Linked DNA regions of Homo sapiens: regions 1 and 3 are each linked to region 2. Evidence: chromatin contacts called from ENCODE Hi-C or POLR2A ChIA-PET data. All regions are on one chromosome and are shown on one strand. Each heading gives the region's core, a stretch centred on a gene start or an enhancer-like site at or near the end of the contact. The rest is flanking DNA. Distances are from core to core; before and after follow the strand shown. Region 1 overlaps CT69 (cancer/testis associated transcript 69). Region 2 has its middle 100 kb from the start of LINC03002. Region 3 overlaps LOC101928277 (a long non-coding RNA gene).

Region 1 (4,221 bases), core at 1,429-3,928, 180 kb before region 2:
TATGATTATTAAATTTCCATTTGATTATTCATGCTGTGAATGTATAGATCTGTGTATTTTTTAATTTAAAGGGAAACTGACCATTTGTAGTAAATGTCTGCAAAGTAACATGTAGTTTAGCAATAAATACTTAAGAATCAGACTAACAAAAAATATTTGGTATTAACACAAAGTTTTACATAGCTATTTATTTACTTATATATTTATGAGGCAGGATCTTGCTCTGTCACTCTGGCTGGAGTAGCAAGTGCCACTACATATGGCTAATTTTAAATTTTAAAATTAATTAAATTTAAAGCAAGTGCCACTACATGTGGCTAATTTTTCATCTTTTTTTTTTTTTTTTTTTTTTTTTTTTTTAGAGACAGGGTCTCACTATGTTGCCCAGGCTAGCCTTGAACTCATGGTCTCAAGTAATCCTTCTGTCTTGGGCTTCCAAAGTCCTGGGATTATAGACATGAGCTACCAAACCTGGCCAGCTTTATAATTTTTAAAATGAAGTATATAAAGACCTAAATGAATTTTTTCAAAAGGCTCAACAATCTTTCAAACATACAGAGTTGATTAAAAACACTCATTATAAATAAGAATAAAAAGTTACCTATCTATACGCAAGGTAGAAAACTGAAACCATACGAACAGATAGTAACTGAGCAGTAAAGGTCTTCCTTGACCTTTATAAAACTTCCCCTTTCTCCCACAAGTATTTGTATATCTTTCTAGAATTTTTTAATGTATCTACAAGCATAAAAATCTGTGTGTATTTATTCACAAATGGAATCACTATATCCACTATTTTTCATCTGGATATTTTTAACTTGAAAGTATATCTTAAAGATACTCCCATACCTTTAAAAGATGCATGGTATTCTATCATATAGATATTTCATAATTCATGAAACTTGATAAAAATTCCTAAATGATGATGTTAGAGTTCCAGGTTTTTTCTTCTCACAACGAAAACTGGAAAATGTAGCTTTGTACCTATATGTGTGTTTTTGTAGGTAAATAAGGATGAATTCCCAGCAGTGAAGATTTAGCAGAACACGTTAATGACACTTTAAAAACAAAGTTAAAATACACATTTAATGAGATTACTCAGGGCAGATTGTTAAGTTTGTGGATCACCCAGGTCCTCTCCTTTCCTCCTTACTAGACATTATATCTCGCTAGAGATTAACTTGGGGCATATAGTTTTGAAGCCAAGAGCTTAGGACATTGGACCCCCACCATTTACTAGCAAGACAAAGTAGTTACATTCTCTGAGCCTAGTCCTGCCTGTTGGGGTTATTGTGAGAATCAAATGAGATGTTGAAAATCAGCATTGAACACAGCATTATTTAGCACTGGTGTTTTAGTCCATTCTGCTATAACAAAAAACCCAAACTGGGCGGCTTGTAGACAATAGAGATTTATTTCTCACAGTTCTGGAGACTGAGAAGTCCAAGATCAAGGTGATGGCAGATTCAGTGTCTGATGAGGGCTCACTTCCTCACAGACAGCACTTTCTTACCGGCAGGAGGTGCCAGGGGTTTCTCTAGGCCTTTTTTGCAAGAGCACTAGTCCCATTCCTGTGGGCTCTGCCCTCACGTCCTAATCACCTCCCAAACGCCCTGTTGCCTAATCACCTTGGGGATTACGATTTCAATATATAAATTTTGGAGGGACAAAAACCTTCAGTTCATTGCAACTGCTAACCCCTCAATAAATGTAGCAACAAATAGTTAATAATTCCTTATTAATATTTTCTAATTAATCTAGTGATGATTATTCTTAAGGAACACTAGACCAGGATTTTCCAAATTTCCAATTTTTTTCATATCGACCTAAGCAGTGTTAGTTATCCATTTATCATTTACTTGCTGTATATTCCCTCCTATGCTTAAAGACTATCATTAATTTTTTTCTTGAATTTATCTACAGATTTCAAGTATCTTCACATTTTCTCCCAGAACTATTTCTCAAACAGGGAAGTCAGTTTTATTACCCTGCTTCAGGCCTTTACGCAGTCTGGCGAAAGACTGCGCACCTAGTCTACAAGAAACCTGGTCAGTCTAGAGATGGATATAGAGGGGAAAAAAATCAAATTCTTTTTTTAAAAAACATTGAATTGTTCACTGAGTAGTAACAGGCAAAAACCGTGATTGCAAGAATATCTGTGAAGGTTACCATGTTTGCAAAGCCATTTTGAATAACTGTTTGGGGCTCTGCTCTCAAACCCTGGCAGTGGAAAGCAGAGGCCTGGTGAGCCAGGCTCCTCTGCAGCCCCACACCAGGCTCTGCCCATCAGGTACTCCATATCAGAAGAGGGAACTGAAAAGTAGAAACCATACAGAGTCCTTTATTTATATTTTTTACTTGGGAGGTGACAGTGACAACTGGAGCTTCTGGCAGCAGGGGCGGTGGTTCTGGTGTTTGTTTTCCAGTGTCAGCCTAGACTTTGGCTGCCTCTGCCCAGTGGCCGTGCAGTGTCAGGGGAAGCGGCCATGGAGACTTCTGGGCTGTGCTCCTGGGTGCATGGCCTCCAAGGCTGGCTCTCTGGCTTTCTTGCAACAGTTCTGAATGCTGCTCCATTCCTTTGCTGCTTAAAAACGTTGAATGAGTTTGGCTCTTTATAACTGTGTGCCCCAAACCCCAATTTCCTCAACCCCCACACTCCTCCCATTTCCTCATTTCAGTGCATGGTAACTATGTCCTAAGCCAGTTGCTTGGATCCATCCGTGACTTCCCTCTTTCTCTCCATTTCTCTCAATAGCAGCATTAATTATTTTTAGAGACAGGGTCTTGCTCTGTTGCCCAGGCTGTAGTGCAATGCCGAGATCATGGCTCATTGCAGCCTTGACCTCCTGGGCTCAGGGATCCTTCCCATCTCAGCTTCCCAAGTAAATACAGGCACATGTCACCACACCCGGCTCATTTTTAAAACTTTTTAATAGAGATGGGGTCTCACTATGTTGCCCAGGCTAGTCTTGAACTCTTGGCCTCAATTAATTCTCCTGCCTCAGCCTCCCAATATGTTGGAATTACAGGTATAAGCCACTGTGCCCAGCCTTGTCTTTCTCCAGAGGCTGTCACCCCCATAGCCTATTGTTACCCAGGTACTAGAGTGATCTTTCAAAAAGTAAATCAGATTATGCTGCTCCTTTTCTTAGAACCCTCCTCACTCTGATTAAAGAATTCCACTGTGGCCTCCAAGACCCTAAAAGGGCTGCTCCCTTGTTATTTGTCTCTAATTTATCAAGCACCCGCTTCCTTCTGCACTCACTGCTCTCCACACACACTGGCCCCAGGTTTACAACCTTCTCCCAGGCAGCTCCCACACACTGCCCCTTTGCTAGTCTCAGAACACCCCCAGCATGCCACCATCTCAGGGCCTTCTTGTTGGATCTCCTGTGCCCGGAGCTTCCTCCCTCCAAGACACACACTCTCCACCATTTCTGCAGTACCTAACTGCCTTATTTCTTCAAATGCCTTTCCCTAAATCTCCCCAGGTCACCACACGCAGCTCTCTTACTCTGCTCTGTTTTTTTCCACGTCATTTCTTTTTTTAAATTTTCTTTTTTTTTTTCAATCTCCAATGTGACAGTATCCATAGCATTTCTTATCCTTCAAAATATATATCAATTTGCTTATTTCCCAATTGTCTGTCTCTCTCCCTGTTAGAATATAAGCTTCATGAAGGCAGGGACTATCTGATTCCTGCTATACCCTTAGGGTCTAGAATGTTGCCTAGTTCATAGTAACTACTCAAAAAATATTTGTTGCATAATTAAATGAATGAATAAATGAATATGGATGCATACAGCATTCTCTATTGTCTGAGAGTTTATAAGGAGGTCATTACCAGTCACTCAAAGAAATATTGTAGAGGCAGCAACCTTAATGGAAATCAGTCAGAAGCCTTGAAGGAAATGACTGATTTTATCAATGTTCTTCATTTTAATAAAAAAGAAAAGTTTAAGATTTACTAAGGTCTGACTGAAGGCTTTCTTAAGCTTAGTCAGAGATGTCCATGGTACAATTTAAGGGGCACATTATGGAATCACCTGCCCAAACCAACTATTTTCTGTGGTCCATCATAATGTCTAAACTTCTCAGTATTTATTATTTTATTTATTTTACAAATATGCCAGGCCCTATTCTAAGAAGTTGGGATATAGCAATCAACAAGTCAACATCCTGTCCTCATGGAACTTACGTTCTAGTTGGGAACAGACAATA
Region 2 (4,685 bases), core at 2,165-4,664:
TTTTGCAAGAATTGAAACTTCACTGTCTAATCAGGCCACTGATATTCTCTTAAACTAGTCTGTGCTTTCCATTTAAATTGTACCCAGGGAGGAAGTATCCTGTGGTGGAGAAAGCATTCACCTGAGAATCTAAAGACCTGCACTCTAGTTCCTCATTTGAGACTCAGAAATTCTGTGACCTTGAGCAAATTTTGGCCCTTAGTATCTTCACTGGGATAAAATAATGGAGAAAAGTTACCTTTCAAATCCCTTCTCACTCCAGAATGCTGTTTTGCCAAGCCTATTAGAGGAGAACTAATGTTTTAACAGTTCAGTTCTATTGAGTCAGCACATATTTATTGAGCATCTACTGTTGTGCCCTAGTGACTTAAAAGCATTGATAAAAGTGCATTCTTAGAAACATGCAATGCACTGGGCGAATCCTACTCATTTTATAAACATGCTGTGATGGTGATTTTACTTAATCCACAGACCCTGAAACCTCCCAAGCAGGTAGCTCAGTGTAGTGGCAGTTTTAAAATGACAAAGACCTCTTTCTTGAAAACTGACTCAGCTACAATCAGTGTGCTTGTGACAAGACACTTCACTTTTCTTGGTCATGATTTTCTTCTCTGTGAATTTGGGACAATGAGGCCCACCTTAAATGGCTATGGTGAAGAGCAAGAACCCTACCTTCAGTAGAACAGCTGAGCAGAATAACCTAGTAGGAATATATTAAGTTTTGAGCTCAGCAGACCAGGTTCAAGGGCTGGCTTTATGATTTCTTAGATATGTTACTGTTTGAAAGTCAGTTAATTTCTCCAAGCCTCAGCTTCTTGTGTGAGATGGGATAATAACATTTACCACACACAATTACTGTATGGGAAGAGTTCAGCATAGTTTGTAACACTTGGTAAGAATTCAGTTAATAAGAGCAATTACTGTGAATTACCTACAAATTCAGAATTGGCCTATCTAGACACAGTAAGCAGCTGGAGTTTACTTTTGTATTACAAAGGGAAGGAATCATGTCAGAAAAGAGTATAAATGGTCTCAGGGCAGTGGCTCACACCTGTAATCCCAGCACTTTGGAAGGCCAAGGCAGGTGGATCACTTGAGGTCAGAAGTTCGAGACCAGCCTGACCAACATGATGAAACCCCGTCTCTACTAAAAAAATAATAATAATACAAAAATTAGCTGAGTGTGGTGGCAGGCGCCTGTAGTCCCCGCTACTCGGGAGGCTGAGGCACGAGAATCACCTGAGTCTGGGAGGCAGACATTGCAGTGAGCCGAGATAGTGCCACTGCACTCCAGACTGGGTGACACAGTGAGACTCCATCTCAAAAAAAAAAAAAAAAAAGAAAAAGAAAAAGAAAAAAGTATAAATGGTAGTCTTAGAAAAAATTCTAATCTACCTAAAAGATAAGCTATTGTTACATAGATATAACCAACTCCATGTATTGAATTTACACAAAAATAATGATTGCGATGAAAACAAAGGTTAACATTGCTTTGATTTGCAAATTATTCTATTTGTGACAAAGACTTCTACCTAACCTATTATTTGTGAAGTTATTTCAGTATTTGAAATAGAGATTAAAAATATTGTATTTTCTTGGCACGATTGAAGTTTGGAGGGGTTGAAAGTGAATTTACTTTGAGGCATTAGGTTCTTTGGTATGGGCAACTATGATTCAATTTATTAGAAGGATATTGGTGACCACAACACACCAAATCAATGGAAGTCTGAAGGAGCAGTTCCAGAAGTAGAATAGGAACAAGGAAAGAGACTTTTGGCAGGAACAGTTTCTTCCCTCCTTGTATCTGGGTTGAAAGTCCAGTTGACCAGGCTTAGATCTTAGAAGGCCTTCCCTCCAGATCCTTTCAACAGAAAGAATCTGTCCAGAGGCTACTCTTTACTTTCATTGAGGAAGAACAGATTATCTGAATTTTCTGATCTACTAGAACTCTCCACAATGGGGGAAAAGCAAATCCTCCAAAGGAAATGGAAGATGTTGATAGGAAGTGGAGATGGATGTTGGGTGACCAATATTAACAAAGGTCCCTACGGACAGACTTGTTTCCATATTTGACTCTGCCACTTGCTATACAAATTACTCCACTTTCCCAAGTCTATTGTAAAATGAAGGTAATGGTAAACCCAACTCCACAGGATTGCTATGAAATATAAATATAGCAATGTTTATAAAGTGCCCAGCATAATAACTGTCACATAAGTATGTCTATTAAGTTTCAGTAAATCAAACTTTCCTTTCTTATTTCAGTGATGCCTGTGTTAGGCTTTTCTATATTAGCTCCATGTATATTTACTTATATATTTCTTACATTCATGTGTATTAGTATTTTATTATCAAAGTATGTACTTCCAGAGAAAAAAGATCATGCCTCACTTTAACCAGTGCCATTTGCTTTTGATGATGACAGTGACAATAACAATAATAACAGGGAGGCATTGTCCTAGTAATTAGTTTTAAGTACTTTTTGAGACTTTAAAAATAATCTACATAATATGGTATTTATACACATAGTCAATGGTTATAGTTATGTTTAGCATATAGGTATCCATTTTCTTTTTCATGGTCACGCTGAGGGACCCTGATGACACATAGACCATATTGCCCTTACAAGGCTCTTAATGACAGAATGGTTGGCATAGCCTTACTTTCCTAAATAGTTTGCTGATTCACTTGTTCCATTTTTAGACATCAGCAGATCGGCATTGGTGACATCTGCTAATTATTTGGTTTGACTCGTGACTGGCATGAGACTTCCATCTGCATCAATCAGTAAGACATGATTAGTGTGAGGTTAATACCACCCAATCCATGACCAATTTGTTGTAATGAGAAGCCTTGTTTATTTATCGGTTTTCCCCAGAGGTAATCATTTGTTGGAAACATAGCTGCCAAAAGTCACATTGTCTTCGTATTAATAGCTTATCAACTCTCAAATTGCATTGACCTACCCAATTACATATTTAAGACCTTCTGCACCTCTCTTACGGTTTCCACCTCTCATTTCTACCTGGAAACAGTCTTGGAAGACAGCTGAAGACTGTGCTTCTATGGTTCGTCCTTCCTTGTTTCCCTAGTACAATATTTTGAGACATCCCCTCAAATGGCCCTCTTCTTTCTAAACCATCATCATGTGACAGTCACAGCTTCATTAAGACATGTTAGTTACGCTTCCTGGTTTAATTCAGAGTGAATTAAATCATACTCAATAAACTCACCAAGAGTTTTGTTGGTTTCTTGTGTAATGCTTGGGTAAGATTAGAAAGGCAATGACCTCCAATCATGGTAGTAGCTAATTCCTTGTTTAATACTTTAGGTCAAAGTGAGTGCACATTTCACCATTTTGTGGTCTACCAGAGCAAACACAGAAGAATGCTTTCTGCCCCCTGGTGCTCATTGTCTGCTACTGCAGCAGATGAGTCAGCTGAGATATGTTCCAGACAGAAGCAGAAGGAATTGTGTCTCTACTGCTTATAGCACATGAGCAAAGCCACAACTTTTCAGTGCGTCACATGTCAGATACCTCCTAAATATGCAAGTGTCAGGGAAATGAATGAAGAGGATCTCTCAATTCTGTAACAGGAAGCACCACTGGGGAGAATGGCAGAGGCTCTGGGCTCTGGCTCTTGTTGCTTCATTAGCCTCTCATCTGGGAGCCCTCTGGGGTGCTGGCTGGTCCACCCTGGCCATGTCTGGGTCTCTTGATTATGCCAGGTTATTCCCTGACTCAACACACTGACATGTGCTTCTCTCTCTGCCTAAAAACTTCCTCACCCCCTTCATCTCCTAAATCGTATCTCTCCTTCAGAATGTAGCTGAAGGGCCACCTTCACAGGAAAGTCTCAATCAGGACTTCCTTAAATCTTCTCATACCACCTGATTCTTCTCCTTCAAGGCACCCATTACGATTGTAATTGAATAACTAAATTGTTTAATGAATGTACAATCTGCTAAAATGTAAGCCCCTCTAAGGTCTTATTTACATTTGCATTTCCCATAGGTGTACAACATAATTTTTAAATGAATGAATGAATTCTGAAGCGAAAACATAACATTCTTAAATTTGACAGCCCTTTTGTTTGCAGATAAACCAAAGCCAGGCTTATCCTGGAGTATAATTTCAAAGATAACCAGGGGAAGAAGAGAGGAGAAGATAGGGAAGGGGTGGGACTGAATTGGGTCAAGGTTCTCTTCATTCTGTCTCACCAAGGAATAGTTGTACGCTAATGTAATTAAATGCCAAAACTAGCTTGCAGAAACTTTTCTCTTTTCTCAAAGTTCTCTAAGTTTACAAAGAGTAAGCATGCTTTTCAAATCCTACTTATTTTTTATCCTTTGCCTATAGTATGGATCCACCCTCCAAGACTCTGAAAGTTTTTAATTGTAGTATCTGTGCATGGAACATAAGCTTAATTACTAAGGCAATGCCCATTGCTTTGTAGGGCCACGAACAATGCTTTTCATTACTGGGCATAAAGTACTCTGTTGTTATTTTCTCTATAGCCTTATATTGGAATAAGCAATAATTGTAGTTTATTCTTTACAGATGGAGGCAATAAGCACAGACAGATCTGGAACCCTTGCCTACTGTGACATACAGCCGCAGTAGCAGGCAAGCCTGGGTCAGCTCCAGAGCGGCAATGGAGGGAAATTCCCAGGACTCTGGGTGT
Region 3 (4,285 bases), core at 603-3,102, 180 kb after region 2:
TTCTTTCCAGACCACAGCAGCAATTGTCTCAAGAAACTCTGGCCATCCCTGTTGAGGGACCCAGGCAACAAGGCAAGTTTCTGGTTTTTTGGAGCTTCCAAGCCCTCGCTGAAACCATCTCTACCACCTTAAAAGCTTTAGCTGGCACGCTTAGGAAAGTCTTACGAAGTACATAGAGATTTCTTGGATCATTTTCAATTACTAAAGGAAGGTACCAATTGTTAAAGAAAACAAAAAATTACCCACAATGACTGTGAAGTCTTTTTATTCCCCACTCTAGGTAATTTGTTCTGATTACCACCGTTCCAAAAGACAAGATTACACACCAGTGAAGCAAAGAGATAAAAGGGGGAAATCTGTTCCCTGCTGAGGCCGTATCAGAGCTCAACCCGTGTTTGGAAGCAAAGGCAATTTTTTTTTCAGCCCTAATGAAGCCTTGTTAACTATGAACCCTGGGGCTGAACTGATCTAGTGAGAGGAGTTATTTGGTGGGTGGTGGAGGGGGTTTAACAGCGGATTGGTACATTCAGAGATTATTATCATTCTTATCTTTCTTCTTAAAGCAAAAGAACTTAAATATGTACTAAAAACTGTTCTCACTGGGGTATAGAAAGGAATTGGAAGAACAAAATTGAAGTCCATCATCTCCTTCAGACAGAAATATATATGACCCACATTTGTAAGAGACAGACTACGCCTTGCTTCTTTCTCCCCCCTATGTTGCCAGTTCTCTTTGTCAGCAACTCTCTTGTCCTACTGGGATAACGTTTTAACTGTGGTACATAGGTTAGAAGCACACTATTTGTTTACAAGGGGATAAATGGTTGTTGCAATTACCGTAAAAAGCAGCAAACAAATGACCTTCAGGACTTGCCAGGAAAAGCAGTGGGTCTTTCTATGTGTTGAAACAATCTGGGCTCCACTGATGGTAAACACGAGGCAGAGACATGGATCTGGATGTGTCCTCTGGGGAGGGGGCAGGGATTGACACAGTTACAGAATTTGATCCACCCCATATTCTTCCCTTGGAGTTTAATTTCCATATAACTGAAAACATCTGAAGCAAACAGAGAGAAGCACTGCTGGACAGACCCATATCACAAGAGTAGGCAAAAAAAAAAAAAAAAAAAAGGAGCTCAAACACAACAGCTAGGTGTTTGATGTCATTCAATGATTCAGTTATGACTTAAGCGAGCTTCGGAAGTCGTGCGTCAAATGATAACCTGCATGAGAGAACTCAGTATAGAGCTGGCCTCAAGCACAAGGACATAGTTCTACAACTACAGACCCTAAAAAAAATTCATCATGGAAAAAAAAATAATAGAATTTTTCCCCTGGAGAAGCTTATGTTTAGATATTAGATACGTAAAAGACTGAACTATTTGTATAACCTCTAAGATTCTTTCCAGCTCTACAATTCACTGCATACATAAATGGGAAATGTTTAGGCCCAGGAGGCATACCAATGTGTACAAGTATACTGTTATTCATTTGATTCTTGCCCCGTATGCTTTACAGAGTCTAATTATCTAAATGAGATTTGGTTAAATAAAAATTGATATTTCTGTATGACAAGTATATATTTACATAAAAGGCAATACATATCCCCACAGTTTTCATTAAAATGGAAAAATAAAACGTATTTTAAAAAGTAATTGGAGAAGTTTTAGAAAGCACCTGGTTGAGGATTTCTTTGTTTTACAAATGAGGAATCTCAGGGAATCTTGGAGGTCTGTTCCTTCCAGGCCTCATTCCAGGGAGGGGCAGATTTGGAACTAGAGCCCAGGCCTCCAGGCTCTCACGCCTCTGTGGTCCGTGGTCCGTGGTCCGGGGCTTAGGTTGGCCGGTAGGGGTAGGGTAATAAATCTCATTCGCCAAATGAGGAAACAGCGTCATCTAGTGGAAATTTATCAGCGTATTCTAGACATGCTGTTATCCCTAGCTCTGCTGTCCCTAATTTCCCAAGACAACATTTCTGGACCATTTTCTCTCCCCCATGTTTCCAAAGCCCAAGAATCTCCCAGTGGGGCCCCCTCCTACAACCTCCTCACCCCACAGCATATTTCAGTCTCTTCTCTGCCAAACTTTCCAACATAGCCCCAGGAATCAATCATTTGCCTCAAGGGCCACCGGGGCTGTTGTCCTTTGAGTGTTTTTTGTTTCAAGTTTTCATCAAAATAACCCTGTTAACCACGGCTTCAGGCCTTTACCAAATGGTGTGGCAAATCAATTCCATCATTTATGAAGATCCAGATAGATACTGCTTTTCATTCAGCCACACTGAGATGATCCTTGTTTTTCCCCTGCTACCATCAAGTTAGGACACTTTGGTTGCTTTTGAAATAATTCATCAGGGAATTTCCCAGGACAGTTCTGTGACCAAGCATGTGGACAAGCTTCAGTCAAAACTTAGGAGGTATTAAATAGAAAACAAAACATGTAACAAGTAATTATCCCATATGATAAATGTTCCATTATGAGAAAGCACAAAGGGAAGGGGGAAATTCATTCTGCTGAGGTTAGAAAAAGCTGCATGCAAGAGGAAACACTAGATCTGAGTTTTGAAGGAGATAGATGGGCCTTTGATTTCTAAAGAAATGGGTGTGGTATGCTAGGCAGGGGGAACAGCAGAAGCAAAGGTCAGGAGTCCTGAGAGTACAGCATGTGATAAAGGATCAGGGCCCAAGAAGATGGGTGGGAAGTGATGTGGAAGGCAGTTCAGGACTGGAACAGAAAGATGCTTAGATGCCATCGCAGAAAACTTTTTTTTTTTTTTTTGAGACGGAGTCCCACTCTGTCACCCAGGCAGGAGTGCAATGGTGCGATCTCAGCTCACTGCCACCTCTGCCTCCCAGTTTCAAGCGATTTTCCTGCCTCAGCCTCCTGAGTAGCTGGGATTACAGGCACACACTACCACGCCCAGCTAATTTTTGTATTTTTAGTAGAGATGGAGTTTCACCATGTTGGTCAGACTGGTCTCAAACTCCTGACCTCATGATCCGCCCACCTTGGCCTCCCAAATTGCTGGGATTACAGGTGTGAGCCACCACGCCTGGCCGAAAACTTGGATTTTAGATGCAATTAGACACTATCAAATTATGGGCCACAGCAAAAAAACTGTGTTTGAAGTCTCCAGGTAATAAAGTACTTTATTCATCCCAGCTGTTTTGAAGCTACTTTCTACATAAAATGGTTCCCTTATTTCATGGCTTGTGAAACAGGCTCTGAAAATGAATTATTTGTCAATGCAGGGACAGGAACTCAGATCTGTTGGCTCCCAGTCCATTTCTTCATAGTAAAGAGCTAAGAGCATGAAATGCTTATTAGAATAATTAAAAATTTTTAAATTAGAAAATCTTGTAGGTCTTCCTCTGATTTTTGTTCCTGTATAAATCCTCTAAAAGTATTAAATATATGTAATTGTCTTTTAATCATATCCCCCCATCCAATCCGAGTCTGCTATATAAATGAGAAAATAATCCAATAGGCAATCTATTTGAAAGCACTAATACGAGAAACAGAAAATTTTCAGACTAAAAGAGATGATAAAAGAGGCAAATGTAAACCACCATGGACTGAAGAATACAACATGAGAGAAGCAAAAGCTTTGTAAAGATTTCTAGGAAATTCTGATTCCATTGGTTTCATGAGGACATCAATCACACTGATGTTGTTACCGAAACACCAAGGGTTCAGTCTAGGTCCTGCTGCTGGCTGCACAGAAAACCAATCACTGAGATGATGACATGCCAAGGAAGAAGGCTTTAATTGGGTGCTACATCCTAGAAGATGGGGGCTCAGTCTCAAATCCATTTCCCTGGCCAGGCATGGTGGCTCATGCCTGTAATCTCAACACTTTAAGAGGCTGAGGCAGGCAGATTGCCTGAGGTCAGGAGCTTGAGACCAGCCTGGCCAACATGGTAAACCCCATCTCTACTAAAAATACAAAAATTAGCTGGGCATGGTAGCACACACCTGTAGTCCCAGCTACTTGGAAGGCTGAGGCAGGAGAATAGCTTGAACCTGGGAGGCGGAAGTTGCAGTGAGCTGAGATTGCACCACTGCACTCCAGCCTGGGTGACAGAACAAGACTCCATCTCAAAAAAAAAAAAAAAAATCCATTTCCCTTATCAACTGAAACGTGGGTTTATATAGCAGGGAGAAAAATGTAACAATGTGTAAGAAAACAGGAACTAGGGAGGGGCAAAGAAGAAATCATGACGAATGAGGGGTCAGGCATCTCATTGTCTGGATCTGGTGACTTCGTGAATTTCAGTCCTTTGAT

The links. Hi-C counts contacts between places; a loop is a spot of excess contacts on that map. ChIA-PET counts read pairs that join two places held with the same protein, here RNA polymerase II (POLR2A). Pooled maps may share reads with other maps.
Region 1: a loop to region 2 is called in a map of K562, with 4 times the contacts of the local background. The contact joins two enhancer-like sites. A Hi-C loop is called at or near these places in 8 of 168 maps with a recorded cell type or tissue (CD14-positive monocyte, HepG2, K562 and 4 more), 2 of 37 single-sample maps with no recorded cell type and 5 of 50 pooled maps. POLR2A ChIA-PET finds 5 or more read pairs at or near these places in 5 of 52 experiments (AG04450, BJ, MCF 10A and 2 more).
Region 3: a loop to region 2 is called in a map of psoas muscle, with 6 times the contacts of the local background. The contact joins two enhancer-like sites. A Hi-C loop is called at or near these places in 66 of 168 maps with a recorded cell type or tissue (A673, B cell, CD4-positive, alpha-beta T cell and 40 more), 34 of 37 single-sample maps with no recorded cell type and 46 of 50 pooled maps. POLR2A ChIA-PET finds 5 or more read pairs at or near these places in 6 of 52 experiments (AG04450, HEK293T, MCF 10A and 3 more).

Annotation. Positions count from the first base shown.
Region 1 is chr6:134,456,598-134,460,818 of GRCh38, forward strand. All of the region lies in intron 2 of CT69 (cancer/testis associated transcript 69), which reads right to left. The region is part of intron 1 of LINC01010 (long intergenic non-protein coding RNA 1010); the gene reads left to right. Among named protein-coding and RNA genes, the nearest start is that of CT69, 20 kb to the right of the region's middle. Within about 2 kb of position 2,679, at least 2 of the 41 ENCODE cell types and tissues checked have a DNase peak (open chromatin) inside an H3K27ac peak, as active enhancers do; they include CD14-positive monocyte and psoas muscle, where a contact is called at or near this core.
Region 2 is chr6:134,637,722-134,642,406 of GRCh38, forward strand. No RefSeq gene overlaps it. Among named protein-coding and RNA genes, the nearest start is that of LINC03002, 100 kb to the left of the region's middle. Within about 2 kb of position 3,415, at least 11 of the 41 ENCODE cell types and tissues checked have a DNase peak (open chromatin) inside an H3K27ac peak, as active enhancers do; they include CD14-positive monocyte, IMR-90, dorsolateral prefrontal cortex and 1 more, where a contact is called at or near this core.
Region 3 is chr6:134,821,224-134,825,508 of GRCh38, forward strand. All of the region lies in intron 2 of LOC101928277 (a long non-coding RNA gene), which reads right to left. Among named protein-coding and RNA genes, the nearest start is that of ALDH8A1, 130 kb to the right of the region's middle. Within about 2 kb of position 1,853, at least 5 of the 41 ENCODE cell types and tissues checked have a DNase peak (open chromatin) inside an H3K27ac peak, as active enhancers do; they include IMR-90, dorsolateral prefrontal cortex and psoas muscle, where a contact is called at or near this core.